2 separate regions of the Homo sapiens genome follow, and region 1 is linked to region 2. Evidence: read pairs that join two places in POLR2A ChIA-PET (ENCODE). Cell type or tissue: B cell. All regions are shown on one strand. Links, peaks and the distances in the headings refer to the core of each region. The heading gives the core; the rest is flanking DNA.

What was found. ChIA-PET counts read pairs that join two places held together with the same protein. Peaks named below come from ENCODE experiments on the same cell type or tissue, not always from the same donor. Only the 100,000 strongest peaks of a DNase experiment are listed, where the experiment ranks them.
Region 1: POLR2A ChIA-PET joins it to region 2 with 5 read pairs; 8 of 35 experiments call an interaction of 5 or more read pairs at or near these places.

Annotation. Positions count from the first base shown.
Region 1 is chr4:39,724,583-39,735,113 of GRCh38, reverse strand. All of the region lies in intron 1 of UBE2K (ubiquitin conjugating enzyme E2 K), which reads right to left. Among named protein-coding and RNA genes, the nearest start is that of UBE2K, 32 kb to the right of the region's middle. RefSeq lists an enhancer at 2,071-2,150. In B cell, for the core only: no CTCF peak of the experiment used is centred there; no DNase peak of the experiment used is centred there; H3K27ac peaks cover 1,261 bases.
Region 2 is chr4:39,622,123-39,632,653 of GRCh38, reverse strand. All of the region lies in intron 1 of SMIM14 (small integral membrane protein 14), which reads left to right. Among named protein-coding and RNA genes, the nearest start is that of SMIM14, 11 kb to the left of the region's middle. RefSeq lists an enhancer at 6,781-6,860. In B cell, for the core only: no CTCF peak of the experiment used is centred there; DNase peaks (open chromatin) are centred at 5,433, 6,163 and 6,763; H3K4me3 peaks cover 2,306 bases; H3K27ac peaks cover 2,500 bases.

The DNA of each region.
Region 1 (10,531 bases), core at 5,152-7,651, 100 kb before region 2:
CACTTGCATTTCTCCTCTTAAGGCTTCTTACAGGAATAATCATCTTGCTAATCATCAATGCTTTCAAAGATCTCGATAGCTTTCCACAATCCCCCCTCCAAAAAGTAGTATGTAAATAACCCAAAGATGATAGGATACTAAAGGATCTGATTAAAGTTTTTTGGGAAAGGAGAGGGAGATTAGAAAAGCTGCTTTTTGGGACTGCCCAAATCTCTGGCTAGTAAAATGCTAAATAATTATTCCTTTTCATACCTCTGTCCTTATTTCTGTCTACATCACCCCCAAATTATTATTATTTGTTTAAGACACGGTCTCACTCCCATCACCCTGGCTGGAATGCAGCAGTGCGATCTCAGCTCACTGCACCTCAACTTCCCAAGCTCAGGTGATTCTCCCACCTCGGCCTAACCAGTCGCTGGGACGAGAGGTGTGCACCACCATGCCTGGCTAAAGTTTTAAATTTTTAGTAGAGAGGGGGTTTTGCCATGTTTCTCAGGCTGGTCTTGAACTCCTGGGCTCAAGTGATCCACCACCTTTGGCCTCCTGCCTTGGCCTCCAAAAGTGCTGCGATTACAGGTGTGAGGTACCGCATCCAGCCCCCAAATTATAAGTCAGAAAAAAATTGCTCTTTTTTTCACTCTATAGAAAGAACATTATTATTGTATGAAAAAATGTACTAAATAAGCTCAAGAAAATACCATCATCATGATGAATTACATTATGAAAAAGCATTCTGGTCAGGTGCATGCGGTGGCTCGTGCCTGTAATCCCAACAGTTTGGGAGGCCAAGGCAGATCACTGAGTCAAGAGTTTGAGGCCAACATGGTGAAATCCGGAAAAATTAGCCGGGCATGGTGGTGTGTGCCTGTAGTCCCCGCTACTTGGGAGGTTGAGGCACGAGAATCGTTTGAATCCAGGGTGTGGAGGTTGGAGTGAGCCGAGATTTCGCCATTGCACTCCAGTTTGGGTAACACAGTGAGACTCTGTCTCAAAAAAAAAAAAAAAAAATTCTAGAGGGCTTAGAATAGGGTCTTTATTTGCACAGAACTAAAGATAAAAAGAAAACAAAGTTAAGCCAAAAATTTTTCACAGCTCAATTTTCCATCAAGCAACAATTATTCTTTATACCACCACAGTTTAATTCAAACATCCAGTTATTTCACAATCTAAAACTCCAATCCCCCTGCTCCCACAAGCGAACTTAAAGTCTTACTTTAAGAGTCAGGAACTATAAGCAAGACATGGAGAATGGTGAAAGATGACAGTATTACAAAAGTCATGGCCTTTGGAGTAAGACATATGTGTGCTGAATCCTAGTTCTGTCGCTTACTTGTGGTATTCATTCAGGTATAACACTTAACACCTAACTCTCAATTTTATTACTGTAAAATGAGAATACTTTCAGAATTAAGTTTCTTGGATAGAAGTAAGCAGCATAGTTCCCCTTTCCCTAACAACATTAACTATAAAACCTTTAATTTGGCTGGGTGCAGTGGCTCACGACTGTAATCCCAACACTTTGGGAGGCCAAGGCGGGTGGATCATTTGAGGTCAGGAGTTTGAGACTAGCTTGGCCAACATGGTGAAACCCCATCTCTACTAAAAATACAAAAATTAGCCAGGTGTGCTGACAGGCACCTGTAGTCCCAGCTACTCGGGAGACTGAGGCAGAAGAATGGCTTGAACTTGGGAGGTGGAGGTTGCAGTGAGCCGAGATTGCACCACTACATGCAGCCTGGATGATAGACCGAGATTCTGTCTCAAAAAAAAAAAAAAAAAAATTAAAGCCCGATTTTACAAAATTAATTTCACAGTCCTGTTTCCACAGTCTAAGAAAAAAATGTAGTATCTAAAAATAAATAATAAAATAATGTGTTATTCACTTCAATGACTGCAACAACCAAGGCAGCTGTAGCTTTTGGGTGAAATTCTGAAGAATTGTGTTATCACTGTAAATTTTTCATAAGGATAGGTCAAAGATTGCTTTTCTAAACTTTCTTCTCCCAACTCAGCTAAACACATAGCGGGACCTCTGGTTGTTTTTTTTTTTTTTTTTTTTTTTCCTGATGTTCCCTGGGGGCTTCAAGGCATTTCTAATGCACAAAAGGAACAGAGATATATAAAAGCTATAGCAGCTAGGCCAGGCAGGATGTTTCACCCCTGTAATTCCAGTACTCTAGGAGGCCGAGGCAGATGAATCATTTGAGGCAAGAAACTTGAGACCAGCCTGGCCCATATGGCAAAACCCTGTCTCTACTACAAATACAAAAATTAACTGGGCATGGTAGCACATGTCTGTAATCCCAGCTACTCAGGAGGCTGAGGCATGAGAATTGCTTGAACCCGGGAGGCAGAGGTTGCAGTGAACCAAGATCACACCACTGCACTCCAGCCTGGGCTACGAAGCAAGACTCTGTCACCAAAAAAAAAAAAAAAAAAAAGAGGGAAGAAGCTATAGAAGTTAGCAATTTTCAAATCAACTATTTTATTAAGATATACATGAAGCATGCAAAATAGCACATAACGTTGAAGCTAATTTGAATGAGATAAAAAAAACATTATTGTCAACAACCAACAGTGAAGAACTCAAAGCGGTTCTAATGTATTTCCAAGGCCATCTCTCAGTGAAATGATATTGTCATTGTTACCATCATCACTGTAAAAATTCTTTCAAATAATGACTAGGTTCTAGTATATGCTATCTCAAATGTTAGTGAACAAAACCTAAGTCCCTGCCCACTTGGAGCTTACATTCTAGTGGGAAAAACTAAACACTGGAAGATTTTATCATTTAAGGACTAAATACAAAGTATATTGTTGTTTAACCTTTTTAAAACTTACTAGCTATGAACAAGTTAATTAACTACTTTGTACTCCAGTTTCATCCTCTGTCAACTAAGGATAAGATAGTTCCTCATAGGGTTCGCTGGTGAATTTAACGAATAAAGTATATAGAACAATGCCTGCCACACAGTAAATGCTAAATTTATCATTGTAATATGCTGACTCTTGATAATGATGTTGGGGCAGAAAATTTTAACCCAAAGCAAATACTGTATTTTTTAAAGAGAATAATTAACAATATTAGCCTCACTTCTATTTATTTTTTAAAAAATGCTCTAAAATAAAATTTAAATCCAAATCTCAAATAAGACAAATATAATTCTAAATGCCCCCTAAAGTTACAAGTAATTCTTATTGATATAAAAAAATTATTATTTGTTTCCTAGTCAAGCCACAACTGTTTTAGGAGCCCTGCTCATCATTGTCATGCATATGTAAAAGTGAAATTTAGTTCTTCCTAATTTAGTTGGAAATAATACTTTAAAAGCTTAACAGTTGCCATTATTTTCTCATAATTTAATATAAATGACTTATCTTTCCCCTATTATTCAAAGGCCTAAGAAATACACTCGATTTCTACCTTCTAGGCAGTTAAATTTTTTTTTTATTTTTTTGAGATGGAGTCTTGCTGTGTTGCCCAGCTCACTGCAACCTCTGACTCCTGGGTTCAAGGAATTCTCCTGCCTCAGCCTCCCAAGTAGCTGGGATTACAGGCGCCCGCCACCACGCCTGGCTAATTTTTTTGTATTTGTACTAGAGACAAGGTTTCATCATGTTGGCCAGGGTGGTCTCAAACTCCTGACCTCTGGTGATCCACCTGCCTCGGCTTCCCAAAGTGCTGGGATTACAGGTGTGAGCCACCGTGTTTTCTGAAGCTTATGGCACATAACAGTCCCAAAGCAGAAGTGACATGAAAACAAAGGGATTGGGAGAATAATGAAAAACTGAGGCCATGGAGACACATGTATGATCCTTACTAAAAACAAGTTCTAGACGAGCAGTATCCAATACAATATAATGTAAGCCACTATGTAAATTTAAAATTTTCTGATATCCACATTGAAAAGAGTACAAGATGGCCGGGCGCCGTGGCTCATGCCTGTAATCCCAGCACTTTGGGAGGCTGAGGCAGGCGGATCACCTGACGTCAGGAGTTCGAGACCAGCTGAGGCAGGAGAATCGCTTGAACCCGGGAGGCAGAGGTTGCAGTGAGTTGAGATCGTGCCACTGCACTCTAGCCTGGGCGACAAAGCAAGACTCTGTCTTGAAAATAAAAGATAAAAATAGTACAAGAGACTGGACATAGTGGCACACTCCTGTAAATCCCAGCTACTTGAAATTCTAAGGCAGGAGAACTGCTTGAACCCGAGAGGCGGAGGTTGCAGTGAGCAGAGATCACGCCACTGCACTCCACCGGACAACAGAGTGAGACTCTGTCTCAAAAAAAAAAAAAAAAAAAGAAGCTATAGCAGCTAGCAATTATTATTATTATTATTTTTTGAGACGGAGTCTCACTCTGTTGCCCAGGCTGGAGTGCAGTGGCGCAATCTCAGCTCACTGCAAACTCCACCTCTTGGGGGTTCAAGCGATCCTTCTGCCTTAGCCTCCTGAGTAGCTGCAATTATAGGCGCCCACCACCATGCCCGGCTAATTGCTGAATTTTTGGTAGAGATGGGGTTTCACCATGTTGGCCAGGCTGGTCTTGAACTCCTGACCTCAAGATCTACCAGCCTCAGCCTCCCAAAGTGCTGGGATTACAGGCTAAGCCACCACACCAGGCTGCAGCTAGCATTTTTTAAATCACACCTGTAATCCCAACACTTTGTGGGGCAAAGGAGGGAGGATCACTTGAGCCCAGGAGCTTAAGACCCGCCTGGGCCATATAGTGAAACTCCCATCTCTACAGCGTGGAAAAAAAACAAAAAAAACAAAAAACGTGTGTCTGTAATCCCAGCTATTCAGGAAGTTGAAGTGGGAGAATCACTTGAGCCCAAGAGGTCAAGGGTGCAGTAAGCTATGACTGTGCCACTACACACCAGCCTGTGTGACAGAGTGAGACTCCATCTCTTAAAAAAAAAAGTTAAGTTCTGGACTTCTGTCAAACTTTACTCAATCTACAATGAAGAGTAATTCAAGTCTGAATTTATCAATTCCATGAATATTTACTAAGTACTTGCTATTTGCAAGGCATTATAACAGATATTGGTAGTATAATGATCAACTAGAAATTTTCTCTAACCTGTATCAATAGTTATTTCATTCTAAGGTACTGAAGAACTAATTATATAATTTTTAAATGAAGTACAGGATACTATGAAGAACATTTAGCAGACAGAAAATCTAGAAAGTAAGAGGAAGCTTCCTTGAGGAAATTAGTTTTAAAAGACTTAACTTTAGGAAAAGCCAGCACTTAAGGCAGAGCGTACACGCTGTGCAAAATGGAGGCAAACGAGGACTTGACAGGTTTAGGAATTGAAATGCCGCCAATGTGACTACAATACAAAGAATGAAAATGATGAAATGAGGCAGGAGAAGCAGTCAAAAGCCAGATTATTCAGGGTCATGAAGAATAATAAAAATTTGAAGTGTTGTAACAATCAGATCTGGGTCTCTTAGAGATCACCTGGCTGGAGTAGGGGGAAATGGCTGGAGGGGGATTAGAGAGAATACTTAGGAAACCAGTGAGAGATGCCAATAAAGTCCAGTGCAATGAAAAGAAGATGAATTAAGGCAGACAGGAAGTAAAATCTAAAGGACTTAGTTACTAACTAAAAGCTATGATCTTAGAAGAGGGGATTTTTTGCTGGGTGGATGACAGTATAATAAAGATAAGGAAACAAAGAATTGAGAAGTCAGGGTTTGAGGGAGAGGGGAAAAATCAGTTTGAGACATGTTGGATACAAGGTATCTGTGAAAATCCAAAGAACCAAGTAGGTAAATGAAAAATTCAGGTCTCGGGTTCAGGAGTGATCTGAAGATACAGTCAGAAAGATAGGAAAGACCGGGCGCCATGGCTCACGCCTGTAATACCAACACTTTGAGAGGTCAAGGTGGGCGGATCATCTAAGGTCAAGAGTTCGAGACTAGCCTGGCCAACATGGTGAAACCCCGCCTCTACTAAAAATACAAAAATTAGCTGGGGGCATGGTGGTGCGTGCCTGTAATCCCAGCTACTCTGGAGGCTGAGGCAGGAGAACTGCTTGAATCCAAGACACGGAGGGAGCAGTAAGCCGAGACAGAAGCACAGTACTCCAGCTTGGGCGACAAAGTAAGACTCCTTAAAAAAAAAAAAAAAAGGTGGGGGGCTGTGCGCGGTGGCTCACGCCTGTAATCCCAGCACTTTGGGAGGCCGAGGCGGGTGGATCACGAGGTCAAAAGATGGAGACCATCCTGGCTAACACAGTGAAACCCCGTCTCTACTAAAAATACAAAAAAAAAAAAACAAAAAAAACAAAAAAAACCTACTAGCCGGGCGTGGTGGCGGGCGCCTATAGTCCCAGCTACTCCGGAGGCTGAGGCAGGAGAATGGCGTGAACCCAGGAGGCGGAGCTTGCAGTGAGCCGAGATCGCACAACTGCACTCCCCACCTGGGGGACAGAGCGAGACTCTGTCTCAAAAGAAAAAAAAGAAAAAAGGAAAAAAGGAAAGGCAGGAGGAAGGGGAGGGAAAGGGAAAAGGAAAGAAAGGAAAGAAGAAAGGAAGAAAAAGATATTTGGATAGTCTGATATCACTGACACTACAGGAATAATATTTCAAGGAAACAGTGGGTAATGTTGCTGAACGATCAACAATAATACCTAATACATCGCTTTATCATCCAGACAGGAGGTACAGTGGTACAATCATAGCTCACCGCTGCCTCAAACCTCTGAGCTAAGGCAATTCTCCCGCCTCAGTCTCCCAAACTGTTGGGATTAGAGGCGTAAACCACCACTCCCAGCTCAATATCTATATATAATTTACAGGCAATATTTTAACTGATGTACATGTAATAACTCAATCTTAAAACAAACTTACGTGCTTACCAATAAGGAAGCTGAGGCAACAAAGTCACAAAGCTAATAATCAGTGAAGCCAGGTTTTAAAACTGATTCAAGAGTCAAGACAGAGCTTTTCTTTTACTTATTTTTTTTTTTGAGATGGTGTCTTGCTCTGTCGCCCAGGCTGAAATGCAGTGGGGCAATCTCGGCTCACTGCAACCTCCACCACCCGGGTTGAAGCGATTCTTCTGTCTCAACCTCCTGAGTAGCTGGGACTACAGGCGCACAGCACCACGCCTGGCTAATTTCTTACATATTTTTTAGTAGACACAGGGTTTCACCACATTGGCCAGGCTGGTCTCGAACTCCTGACCTTATGATCTGCCTGCCTCAGCCTCCCAAAGTGCTGGGATTACAGGCGTGAGCCACTGCACCCGGCTCACTTCTAAGATTTCAGTTAGAGGACATCTCAATGTATGCCAGTAAGAAAAAAACACTGCCATTTACACCATGACACAATACTTTATCACTCAGTTTTTATTATACACTTACTCAACTTTTAGAATTTATATACTTCAATCCTAAGATTAGGCCAGGCACAGTGGCTCACACCTGTAATCCCAGCTCTTTGGGTGGTGGAGATGGGCTGATCATTTGAACCCAGGAGTTCAAGACCAGCCCATCTCTATCCTTATGGAAAAAAAAAAAAAAGATCAGTCCAGACAACATGGTGAAACCCTGTCTCTACAAAAAAATTAGGTAGGTGTGGGTGTGGTGGTGCATGGCCATAGTCCCAGCAATGCGGGAGGCTGAAGTGGGAAAATCACCTGAGCCCAGGAATCCCAGGCTGCAGAGAGCCGTGATCTTACCACTGGCACTCCTGCCTGGGTGACTGTGGTGTATCCTGTCTCAGCGCTCCCCCCATAAGAAACCTTTAAGATTATTAAAGAGAAAAGAAAAACAGTCAAAGCTACTCCTCAAACTTCTTCACATCAAGTCCTACTCTCCAGTATCACCTTTTCAATTCAGTCTTTGTTGTCCATGTTTTTCCTACACAATACAATCCTCTGTATGTGATATAACATTTGTACTCTAAGACTGCTTGTGACATAAAAGGACTAGAAAGTAAACTAAATGATTACAACCATTAAGAAGAATAATGTAACTGTAAAAAGGTAAGTCAGAAGTCAAGGAAACCTGAGCATGTACTGTGTCATTACATATTCAAAAATTAGTGTTTCTTTTGTTGGACATAATAAGACAATTGATTTGGTTTCATAAAAATGTCCTTGTATGTTAAAGATCCACAATGAATTATTCACTGTACAATGACAGAATTCTGGGGTTTGCTGCAAAATAACTCAGAAGATTTGTTTCAAAATAATCTAGAAGGGGACAGGTACATTGGCTCACGCTGGTAATCCTAACACTTTGGGAGGCTGAGGTGGGTAGATCACCTGAGGTCAAGAGTTTGAGACCAGCCTAACCAACATGGTGAAACCCTGTCTCTACTAAAAACACAAAAAATTAGCCAGGTGTGGTGGTGCACGCCTGTAGTCCCAGCTACTCAGGAGGCTGAGGGAGGAGAATCGTCTGAGCCCAGGAGGCAGAGGTTGCAGTAAGCCGAGATCGCACCATTGCACTCCAGCCTGGGAGACAGTGAGACTCCATCTCAAACAACAAACAAACAAACAGCAAAATAATCTAGAAGGGAGTGGGAATCTGACAGACAAACTAGCCACATGTTCATAACTACCGAAAGTGGAGGCCAGGAGGAGTGGTGGCTCACACCTGTAATCCCAGCACTTTGGGAGACTGAGGCAGGAGGATTGTTTAAGCCCAGGAGTTCAAGACCAGCCTGGGCAGCAAAGTGAGATCTCCGTCTCTACAAAAAAGAAAAAGAAAAAGCAACTGGGTGATGATATCTATTATGCTATTTTCTCAACTTCAGTACAAGTTTAAAAATTTTAGCAGAAAGTTAAAAAGTAAAAACAGGCCAGGCACGATGGCTCACGCCTGTAATCCCAGCACTTTGGGAGGCCAAGGCAGGTAGAACACCTGAGGTCAGGAGTTCGAGACCAGCCTGGTCAACATGTTAAGACAGACATATAGGGAGGATGCCACATAAAGACAGATTATTGGGGTGATGCATCTACAAGCCAAGGAACACCAAAAACGCTGGCAAACCAACAGAAACTAGGAAGAGGCAAGGAAGGATTCCCCAGAGGTTTCAGAGGCAATCTGACCCTGCTGACACCTTGATTTCCAACTTCTAGCCTCCACAACTCTGAGAATAAATGTTTTATTTTAAAAACCCAAATATTTACAATACTATTTTAAAAAAAAAGGCCAAGTGTGGTGGTACATGCCTGTAATCCCAACACTTTGGAAGGCCAAGGTGGACAGACTGCTTGAGCCCAGGAGTTCAAGACCAACCTGGGCAACATGGCAAAACCTGCTCTCTACTAAAAATACAAAAATTAGCCAGGTATGGTGGTGTGCACCTGTAGTCCCAGATACTCAGGAGGCTGAAGCAGGAGGGTCACTTGAACGCAGGAGGTTCTCACAGTGAGGATGGAAGAAAATTCCCTGCATGCTTCTGGCAGGGGGAAGGGGGAAAGTAGCCATTCTGAAGTAATTCCAAAGTAATCTGTTCTTTTTAAAAAGGCCTGCCTTCAAGAGAAAAGATTTCACCAGAGGTTAACCAACTGGAGTTTTATCAGAGCTAACTGACCCAAGGGAAGTGAAAAACCCAATCCCAGCCTTCCAATCTCAACTAAGGAGGAAGTGTGAACTGAGAAGCAACTGTGAATATCACAGCCCAGGTACACAGATTCACTAAAAGACTACAACAGAATACTGAAACCTTACTATCAAGAGGTGTTTTTTTTTTTTTTTTTTTTTTTTTTTTTGAGACAGGGTCTTGCTCTGTCACCCAGGCTGGAGTGCAGTGGCATGATCATGGCTCACTGCAAACTGCCTCCCGGGTTCAGATGATCCTACCTCAGCCTCCTGAGTAGCTGTGAGTACAGGTGCATGACACCATGCCTGGTTAATATTTGTATTTTCTGTAGAGACGGTTCGCCATGTCTCCATTTGTCTACAAATCTCAAATTCTTGGGCTAAAGCAATCTGTCTGCCTTGGACTCCCAAAGTGCTGGGATTACAATTGTCAGCCACCATGCCTGGCCACGAAGGCTTTTGTATAACAACAGGACGTTACTCAAAGAACTGCATTTGTGCAATACTTGCAAGGAATTAAAAAACTAAAAAAGAAAAATATATAACTGCATGTCTCAGATCTTATTTAAGAAGTCTCTAAGGAACCCCAAGACAACAAAGTAAACAAAAATAAGAACACTGGAGGAAATATTAGTTCTCACACCTACAGCTACAAAAAATGTTAATACAAAACACAGCCCAATCCTAAGTCAGATAAACGTAATGCCTCACACTAAAGGCTTATGTATCTCAGTTACTTTTACCTAGTAAAACATGCCCAGCATTTTTTTTTTTTTTTGAAACAGGGTCTCACTCTGTCCCCCAGGCTGAAGGGCAGTGGCGCCATCTCAGCTCATTGCAACTTTTGCCTCCGGGGCTAAAGTGATCCTCCTGCCTCAGCCCCCCCAAGTAGCTGGGCCTACAGGCATGCACTTACCATGCCTAGCTAATTTTTGTATTTTTTTTTTTTTTTTTTTTTTTTTTTG
Region 2 (10,531 bases), core at 5,108-7,607:
CCTGGCTAATTTTTGTATTTTTTGTAGAGTTGGGGTTTTGCAATGTTGCCCAGGCTGGTCTCGAACTCCTGAGCTCATGCAGTCCACCTGGCTTCGCCTCCCAAAGTGCTGGGATTACAGGTGTGAGCCATTGCACCTGGTCAGACATGAAGGTTTTTTTTTTTTTTTTTTTTTTGAGACGGAGTCTCGCTCTGTCAGTAGGCTGGAGTGCAGTGGCCCGATCTCTGCTCACTGCAACCTCTGCCTCCCGGGTTCAAGTGATTCTCCAGCCTCAGCCTCCTGAGTAGCTGAGATTACAGGCGCGTGCCACCATGCCCAGCTAATTTTTGTATTTTTAGTAGAGACGGGGTTTCACCATGTTGACCAGGATGGTCTTGATCTCTTGACCGCCTGCCTTGGCCTCCCAAAGTGCTGGGATTACAGGCATGAGTCACCGTGCCCAGCTGACGTGAAGATTTTTAATAGAAGCTATCTCTGAGGAGAGGAAAGTACCTGCATTTTTCCATTTTTTTTTAACTTTTGGTATTTAAATTTTAAATTATAAATGCATATTTTATTTTTAAAGAATTAACTCTTTGGAAAAGTACATTTTTCTAAACTAAACCAATTTTTAGGTGTATAGTAGGGCTTACATATGTATTTGATAACATTTACGACCTCTGTTCTTTTGTTTTGGAGAAAGTTACCTTCTTATTGCTTATTTTCATATTGAATTTTCATTTCCTTTTTTTTTTTTTAAATTTAGGCCAAAGCACAGATGTGTCTCAGCTTTGTAAAAATACAGAATGACAGAATGAAGCTGGTTTATGCCTGACTGCACTCATTGACAAGTATTACAAGTGCAGAGCTTTCAAAATTTAATAGCTAATAAAAGTATTTCAAATTGAATTAGGGATGCAGTAAGCATCTTCCTGGTATATGCACCAGACTTAGAAGTCAGTGTTCTGGCTGCTATCATCTTTTATCTTTTAACATATTTATTTTTTTTTTTTTTTGAGACGGAGTCTCGCTCTGTGGCCCAGGCTAGAGTGCAGTGGCGCAATGTCGGCTCACTGCAAGCTCCGCTTCCCGGGTTCATGCCATTCTCCTGCCTCAGCCTCCCGAGTAGCTGGGACTACAGGTACCTGCCACCATGCCCGGCTAATTTTTTTGTATTTTTAGTAGAGACGGAGTTTCACCATGTTAGCCAGGATGGTCTCGATCTCCTGACCTCGTGATCCGCCCGCCTTGGCCTCCCAAAGTGCTGGGATTATAGGCATGAGCCACTGCACCCGGCCACAACATAGTTTTTAAAAACAAGTTTGCTCTTTTTTTTTTTTTTTGAGATGGAGTCTCACTCTGTCACCCGGGCTAGAGTGCAGTGGCACGATCTCAGCTCACTGCAACCTCCACCTCCCGAGTTCAAGCGATTCTTGTGCCTCAACTTCCTGAGTAGTTGGGATTACAGGCACCTGCCACCATGCCCGGCTAATTTTTGTATTTTTAATAGGGACGGGGTTTCACTCTGTTGGCCAGGCTGGTGTCGAACTCCTGACCTCAAGTGATCTGCCCACCTCAGCCTCCCAAAGTCCTGGGATTACAGCTACCATGCCCTGGCAAAAACAAGTTTGCTTTTTATACAATATATATTTTGCTGCTTTGTTACTCTTGGGAAAGGTAATGTAGAAGAAACTGACTTGCTTGAAATTTTGAACAGACTTTTAAAATCTGTTTGTTTATTTTATTTGTTAATCCTTGCTTGCTTGCTTGCTTTTCTTTCTTTCCTTCTTTCTTTTTTTTTTTTTTTGACAGGGTTTTGCTCTTGTTGCCCATGCTGGAGTGCAGTGGCACAGAGCATAGTCTCGGCTCACTGCAACCTCCACCTCCTGGGTTCAAGCAATTCTCCTGCCTCAGCCTCCCAAGTAGCTGGGACTACAGGCACCCACCACCATGCTCAGCTAATTTTTGTATTTTTAGTAGAGATGGGGTTTCACCATATTGGCCAGGCTGGTCTTGAGCTCCAGGCCTCAGGTGATTCGCCTGCCTTGGCTTCCCAAAGTGCTGGGATTACAGGTGTGAGCCACCGCGCCTGGCCCAATAATTGCTTTCTTTATCACAGTAGTTCTAAGCATTTTTCCCAGTATGACTAATGATGTTTATGCGCATCTTTGTGCACATGTCATCTCAGCTATGATATGGAAGAAAGAGGCTGTGAGTTACTTAGTTTGGAGAGCAGTAGCCATAGTCCGCTTCTTTCATTTTTATTTTAATTAGAAACAGGGTCTCTGTCACACAGGTTGGAGTGCAGTGGTGTGATCATAGCTCACGGTAGCCTTGAACTCCTGGGCTCAAGTTATCCTCCCTTCTCAGCCTTCTGAGTAGCTGGGACTACTACATAAGAAGGCACATGCTAGCATGCCTGGCTAATTATTAAAGTTTTTTGTAGAGACGGTTTCACCACCTTGGCAGGCTGGTCTCAAACTCCTAGGCTCAAGCAATTCTTCTGCCTCAGCCTGTCAGAATTGGTTTTACAGGTGTGAGCCACTGCGCTCAGCACTCTGCTTCTTTCTGCTCAGAGAAATCATATAGACAAGCATGTGAATGAAATATTAAGGAAAAGTCTTGATTCTGTTGTAATTTATTTAGATAACATTCATCTTTAACAAACTGGTACCATTGCTTGTAATATACCTCTCAAGTTTAGAACACACCAGTATTTTGTAATACAGCTGTTAAAAACTGCTTTCTGGCCAGGTATGGTGGCTCATGCCTGTAATCCCAGCAATTTGGAAGGCTGAGGTGGGGAGATCACCTGAGCCCAGGAGTTCAAGACCTACCTGGGCAACACATCGAGACCCCCTCTCTCTACAAAAAAGTAAAAAAATTGGCTGAGTGTGATGGCATGCACCTGTGGGCTCAGCTGCTCCGGAGCCTGAGGTGGGAGGATTGCTTGAGCTGGGGAGGCTGAGGCTGCAGGGAGCTGTGATCACGCCACTGCACTCCAGCCTGGGCAACAGAGACCCTATCTCAAAACAAAAACCTACTGCTTGCTTAACATTTATAAGCGAAGCCATTGTGGTGGCACACACCTGTAGTCCTAGCTGCTTGGGGGGTTGAGGTGGGAAGATGGCTTGAGCTCAGGAGGTCAAGGATGCAGTGAGCCATGATTACACCACTGCACTACAGCCTGGGCAATAGAGACCCTGTCTCCAAAAAAAAAAAAAATCATTTATAAGTTACTTGTATGCACTATTATGTGGGATCAACATAGTATGGAATATATATATATATGTATCTTTTTTTTTTTTTTTTTTGAGACAGAGTCTTGCTTTGTCACCCAGGCTGGAGTGCAGTGGCACGATCTCGGCTTGCTGCAACCTCTGCTTCCTGGGTTCAAGCGATTCTCCTGCCTCAGCCTCCCAAGTAGCTGGGATTACAGATGTGCACTACCACGCCCAGCTGATTTTTGTATTTTTAGTAGATATGGGTTTCCACCATGTTAGCCGGGCTGGTCTCGAACTCCTGACCTCAGGTGATCCACCCAGCTTGGCCTCCCAAAGTGCTGGGATTACAGGCCTGGCCTGGAATTTTTATATTTTCTGTTAAATTTTTCTGTTTCTGATTTATGGAAAACATTTTCCTGGTCGGGCACAGTGGCTCACGCCTGTAATCCCAGCACTTTGAGAGGCTGAGGCAGGTGGATCATCTGAAGTAAGGAGTTCGAGACCAGCCTGTCCAACATGGCAAAACTCCGTCTCTACTAACCATATAAAAACTAGCTGGGTGTGATGGCACGCACCTGTAATCCCAGATACTTGGGAGGGTGAGGCAGGAGAATCACTTGGACCCAGGAGGTGGAGGTTGCAGTGAGCTGAGAATGTGCTGCTGCACTCCAGCCTGGGTGACAGAGGGAGACTCCGGCTCAAAAAAAGAAAAAAGAAAAAAAAAAAAAAAGAAAAACATTTTCCTGAGTTTTTGTTTGTTTGTTTGTTTGAGACGGAGTCTCGCCTTGTCACCCAGGCTGGAGTGCAGTAGTGTGATCTCGTCTCACTGCAACCTCCTCCTACCAGGTTCAAGCGATTCTCCTGCCTCAGCCTCCCAAGTTGCTGACTTGGGACTACGCGTGTGCCACTATGCCCGGCTAATTTTTTTAAAAATATTTTTAGTAGAGACGGGGTTTCACCATGTTGGCCCGGCTGGTCTTGATTTCCTGACCTCGTGATCTGCCCGTCTCAGCCTCCCAAAGTGCTGGGATTACAGGCGTGAGCCACCGCGCCTGGTCACATTTTCCTGATTTTAAAATGTTAAAATTTAGAATATGACTAGTAAATATTCTTGGGTAGAATTTTTTTTCTTTTTTTTTTTTTTGTGATGGAGTCTCACTCTGTTGCCCTGGCTGGAGTGCAATGGCTTGGTGTTGGCTCACTGCAACGTCTGCCTCCCAGGTTCAAGCAGTTCTCCTGCCTCAGCCTCCAGAGTAGCTGGGTGTACAGGCATGTGCCGCCACACCTGGCTAATTTTTGTATTTTTAGTCGAGGCGGCGTTTCACCATGTTGGCCAGGCTGGTCTTGAATTCCTGACCTCGTAGTCCTCCTGCCTTGGCCCCGCAAAGTGCTGGGATTATAGGCGTGAGCCCCCACGCCTAGCCTTTTTTTTAGGATTAAAAAATTTTCTCTCCATGACACAGGAGGTCCTGATGACATGTGCCCTCTTGGGTGGAAATTTTAGAAAACGTTTTCAAATTATGAAACTTATGGTTATGATATTGAATACAAACAAAGATGATTTAATTGAAAAGCTTTCCTTTGTTTGACTCTTTATGATCAGTTTTACCCCTGGACCTTGACCAGGCACAGAGAGAATTCTTAGGATTGTACAAGAGTAAACTGCGGCCAGGAAAGGACAGGACATTAGTAGGTGAGAGACCAAGATTAAGAACAGAAGACTTCTTTCTTTTCTTTCCCTTTTATGCAGATGAGTGATAACTTTGGCCCCAGTGGAACACACACACTCCAGAGCACTATACAGAGAACTTGGGCTAAGGGTTAAAGATACTTTGGTCTTCAACTGACCCCAAGTTTTAAAACTTTTTCAGTTTATTAAGTACTGTTACAAATTCTCACTTGATCTTTGCGCAACTGTTTAAAATGAATAGTTTCAATTATCACTCTTGTTTTATAGATAAACTGAAGTCACAACAAGGCTAAGTGATTTATCTATTAATATTTCTCAGTACTGCCTTAAGTTTTTTGTCTAAGGATGTTCTTTCTGCTGTCCCATGATGTTTTGGCAAGTGTTGTCTAAAGTGATCCTAGAATAGGAGTCAGATAGAGGTAAAGAAAAAAGGGTCGCCAAGGAAAGAGAAGGTAATGTTTAAGACAGTCCTTTGGTCTGAATGCTTGTGTTCCCCACAATTCATATTTGAAATCCTAACCCCCAGTGTGATAGTATTAGGAGGAGGTGGGCCTTTGGGTAGTGATTAAGTCATGAGGGTGGAGCCATCATCATGAGGAGTAGTGCCCTTATAAAAGAGGGCTCAGAGAGCTGCTTGCCCTCTTCCACCATAGTAGGACACAGTGAGAAGGCACCATCTACCAACCAGAGAGTGGGTCCTCAGCAGACACTGAATCTACCAGTGCCTTGATCTTGGACTTCCTAGCCTCCAGAACCGTGAGAAGTAAATTTCTGTTTGTAAGTTACCCAGTCTGTGTTATTTTGTTTAAGCATCCCAATAGACTAAGGCACCTGAGAAAATAGGGTCACATTTAATGAGAATTTCTAGAAAAATGGTGGCCACCTGGGGGATGAATCTTAACAGAATCATGTGTTGCAGAGAAATGGAAACATTAAGGAGATGAGGAAATTCTCTCTGACCTTGAAGAGTTAAGCCTAGTAGTGATGGAATAGAAGGTCAAGGAGAAAAGCGTTCTCCTTTCCTTGAGTTTTGAGCTTTCTCCAAAGTAGTGATCACAAAGGTAATTTGTAACATTTATTTAGTTGTTAATTATCTATTGGTATGCAATTATTTAATTTAAATTAACAGTTAACTTGATTGCAAGCTCTTGATGGTAAAAGCTACCTTTGTTTCTTCTGTATCCTCCTCTGAACTCTCTTGCTGGTTACTTTGTCCCCTGAGAATTTGTTAGATACATCCTTTTCAAGAAAGGAGAAGTGAGAGAAGACAGGGCGTTTGAATCCCACCTCCTGTGCTGTGTGACTGGGCAAATTACTGAAGCTTTCAGAGCCTCAGTTCTTTCCTCTTTCCAATTCAAGTGATTCTTAATTGAGTGGGCGAGAACTGCTGTATCTCCAAAGTTGTAATAGTGCCACTTGTGAAGTTGTGATTTGTTGAATATAAATAAATGAAGACTTGGTATACTCTAATCCAGTGGTCCCCAACCTTTTTTGCACCAGGGACCATTTTCATAGAAGACAGTTTTTTCAGTGGGCTGGGGCAGGGGTGGGGGGCGTGGGGAGAATGGTTTTGGGATGAAGCTATTCTACCTCAGATCATCAGACATTATTTTTTCATAAGGATCGTGCAGCCTAGATCCCTCGCATGCAGTCGCTCCAGTGAGAATCTAATGCCACCGCTGATCTGATAGAAGGCAGAGCTCAGGTGGTAATGCTCAGGTGGTAATGCTTGCTGGCCCGCACCTCACCTCCTTCTGCTGTGCTGCCAGGTTCCTAACAGGCCACAGACCAGTACCAGTCCATGGCCTGGAGGCTGGGGACCCCTGCACTAATCTATACCTGATCTATACAGTGGCCTCTGGCCATGCTGACGTAGTTGCTTCTGTATATTCCTGTTGTATTCTGTGGAAAATAAACTTCTGTTGTCCTTTCTTGCCTGCTGTAGTCTCTTCCTTTTGAATAGTATGCCCTCTGAAAAGGGTGTCTTTAAGCTTTCACTTTCTTGTAAAATTATAAGAATTTCAGGGATTGGCTGGGTGCAGTGGCTCACGCCTGTCATCCCAGCACTTTGGGAGACTGATCACCAGAGGTCAGGAGTTTGAGACCAGCCTGACCAACATGGTGAAACCCCGTCTCTACTAAAAGTACAAAAATTAGTTGGATGTGGTGGCGCGTGCCTGTAGTGCCAATTACTCGAGAGATTAAGGCAGAGAATCACTGGAACCCGGGAGGTGGAGGTTGCAGTGAGTCTAGATTGCGCCACTGCACTCCAGCCTGGGCAACAGAGCAAGACTCCGTCTCAAAAAAGAAAAAAAAAATTGTAATGATGAGTTTCAGGGAGTTTTAATCCTGCGTGAGTTTAGATCACAGAGAATTGTGACATCAAGGGCATGTAATGGGGTTTATTTCAACATTTAAATTTTGTATGTCTTTAACTTCTCCCAGGTATAGCTTTAGAATAATTTTTAGCAAACATTAATTGACCAATTTGAACTTGAGTCTGCATCCTTTTCTTTTTCTTTCTTTCTTTTTTTTTTTTTTTTGAGATGATGTCTCACCCTGTTGCCCAGACTGGAGTGCAATGGCATGATCTCAGCTCACTGCAACCTCCACCTCCTAGGGTCAAGCAGTTCTCCTGCCTCAGCCTCCCGAGTAGCTGGGATTACAGTCATGCACCACCACACCCAGCTAACTTTTGTCTTTTTTTTTTGTATCTTTAGTAGAGATGGGGTTTCATCTTGTTGGCCAGGCTGGTCTCAAACTCCTGACCTCATGATCTGCCTGCCTCGGCCTTCCAAAGTGCTGGGATTATAGGTGTGAGCCACCATGCCCAGCCAAGTCTGCATCCTTTTCTTGCCTACTTCCCATCAGAGAAGCAAATGTAGTTTAAGAGAAAAGTATTTCGTTACTAAGAACGAATAGGAAGTTTTTTTTTTTTTTTTTTCGAGATGGTGTCTTGCTCTGTTGTCCAGGCTGGAGTGTGATCTCAGCTCAATGCAACCTCCGCCTCCTAGGTTCAAGCAATTCTTCTGCCTCAGCCTCCCAAGTAGCTGGGATTACAGGGACACACCACCACGCCCAGCTAATTTTTGTATTTTTAGTAGAGATGGGGTTTCACCATGTTGGCCAGGCTGGTCTTGAACTCCTGACCTCAGGTGATCCGCCTGCCTCAGCCTCCCAAAATGCTGGAATGACAGGCATGAGCCACTGCGCCTGGCCAAACTAATAGGAAGTTATTTGATAGTTATCTAATTTCTGTACTGCTCTAAAGTTGTCTTTGTAAGGGTGAAAGAAACATAACTAGCATGATTGGTCATATCTGGCAGATGGGGAATGAGTCCTGCTCAGGATTTTACAATGTGACTTCCTGTATAAGATCTGTCATATACTAGATGTGCGATCATAGTGAAATTACTACCTTAGCTGGGGCTATGTTCCTCATTTTAAAAACAGAAAATTTTCCTGCTTTGATTTTTATCAGAAGGGCTTTTGTTAAGATGTGAAAGTAGTAAAGCTACATTAGAACATAAACTAGGTGTGGTAATATTTGAGAGCCATTTGTGTTAAAAGAATAACCAGTTTTGAGTATTTTGTAAAAAGTATTGTGTATGAGTAGGTTTGAACACCTCATTATACTGAGACTTTGGGTAATCTGATAAAAGTCATCCCAACTACTTATTGATGCTTTTTAAGATAAAAATGCATAGAATGCTTCCTCTGGCCTCCCATTTCATTGACCAGTATCTCTGTTTTCTGTTATGTAAAAACTAATTGCATACGTTCTATTTTTTTAAACTTTCTTTTTTACTGACCAGACAACAGTTATGAATAATTGCATACATTCTAAATTGTTACTGTGCATTTTCTTCTTGCTGAGGGTTTTTATTTTTTCATTTTTTCAGATGGAGTCTTGCTCTGTCACCCAAGCTGGAGTGCAGTGGTGCAATCTCTGCTCACTGCAACCTCTGCCTCCTGGGTTCAAGTGATTCTCCTGCCTCAGCCTCCCAAGTAGCAGAGACTGCAGGCATGCACCACCACACCCGGCTAATTTTTTTGTATTTTTAGTAGAGATGGAGTTTCACCATGTTGGCCAGGCTGGTGTTGAACTCTTGGCCTCAGGTGATCCAACCTTCTTGGCCTCCCAAAGTGCTGGGATTACAGGCATGAGCCACCGCGCCCGGCCTATTTTTAACATGGAAAGAATTATGATATTGTTCTTCATCACTGTGAAGATTTGGCTGGCTATGTGAAAAGTAATTTTATTATAAATCATATTCTTTAAAATCACAATAAAAGAATTTTCATATTCTGACCTTGAATTAGCCAATGTTATCCCTGCCTTCTCAGGAAGAGCTCTGTTTGCATGGAGTCGGGGAGAGGGGAAGAGATAATTGTTTGTTTTTCTATAAAAATGTATTTTTAAAAAACCTTTTATGTATTAATAATTTGAAATTTTTAGCACTAAAAGGTAGAATGGTGTAATGAATCTCTGTGGACCCATCACTTGCCTTCAACAGTTAAACTCATGGTGGTTTTGTTTCATCCATACCTCTCCCCCCTTGGCAGGTTTATTTTAAACTAGACCCCAGGTATTGTATCACTTTAACTGAAAATACTTAGTGAGATTCCTAAGAGATAAAGACTCTTTTTAGATGTGATCGTTGACATTGTACGTATGTAACAATGTCATTTAAACAGTGTTCAAAGTTCCTGATAGTTCATAAATGTCCTTTTACTAGGTTGGTTTGAATCAGGATTGGTATCTCTTAATTTTGTTTTAATCTGTAACCGTTCCCCTGCCATCTCTTAAGATTTATTTATTTTTTGCCATTTATTTGTTGAAGAAACTGAGTGACCTTCCCTGGATTTAGCTGCTGCATCCAAAAATTTTTTTCCTGATTATAAAAGTTAATATGTAACCATTATATGATATTTGAAAACTGTACAAAGTGAAAAGTAAAATCCTGCCACCCAGAGATAACAGATGTTAAAGTTTTATGTTTTCTTTCAGCCTTTTCATTTGTATGTGTTTTCCTATGCCTTTAAAAACGAACATTTGCAGGCCAGGCGTGGTGACTCATGCCTGTAATCCCAACACTTGGGGAGGCAGAGGCGGCGGATCACTTGAGGTCAGGAGTTTCAGACGAGCCTGGCCAACATGCTGAAACCCTGTCTCTACTAAAAATAAAAAAATTAGCTGGGTGTGGTGGCACACACCTGTAATCCCAGCTACTTGGGAGGCTGGGGCAGGAGAATCACTTGAATCCGGGAGGTGGAGGTTGCGGTGAGCCGAGACCGTGCCACTGCACTCCAGCCTGGGCAAAAAAGCGAGACTCCGTCTCAAAAAATAAATAAAAATAAAATAAAACATGCATTTGTGGCCGGGCGCGGTGGCTCACGCCTGTAATCCCAGCACTTTGGGAGGCCAAGTTGGGGGGATCATGAGGTCAGGAGATCGAGACCATCCTGGCTAACACAGTGAAACCCCGTCTCTACTAAAAATACAAAAATTAGCTGGGCACGATGGCGGGTGCCTGTAGTCCCAGCTACTCGGGAGGCTGAGGCAGGAGAATGGCGTGAACCCGGGAGGCGGAGCTTGCAGTGAACCGAGATCGTGCCACTGCACTCCAGCCTGGGC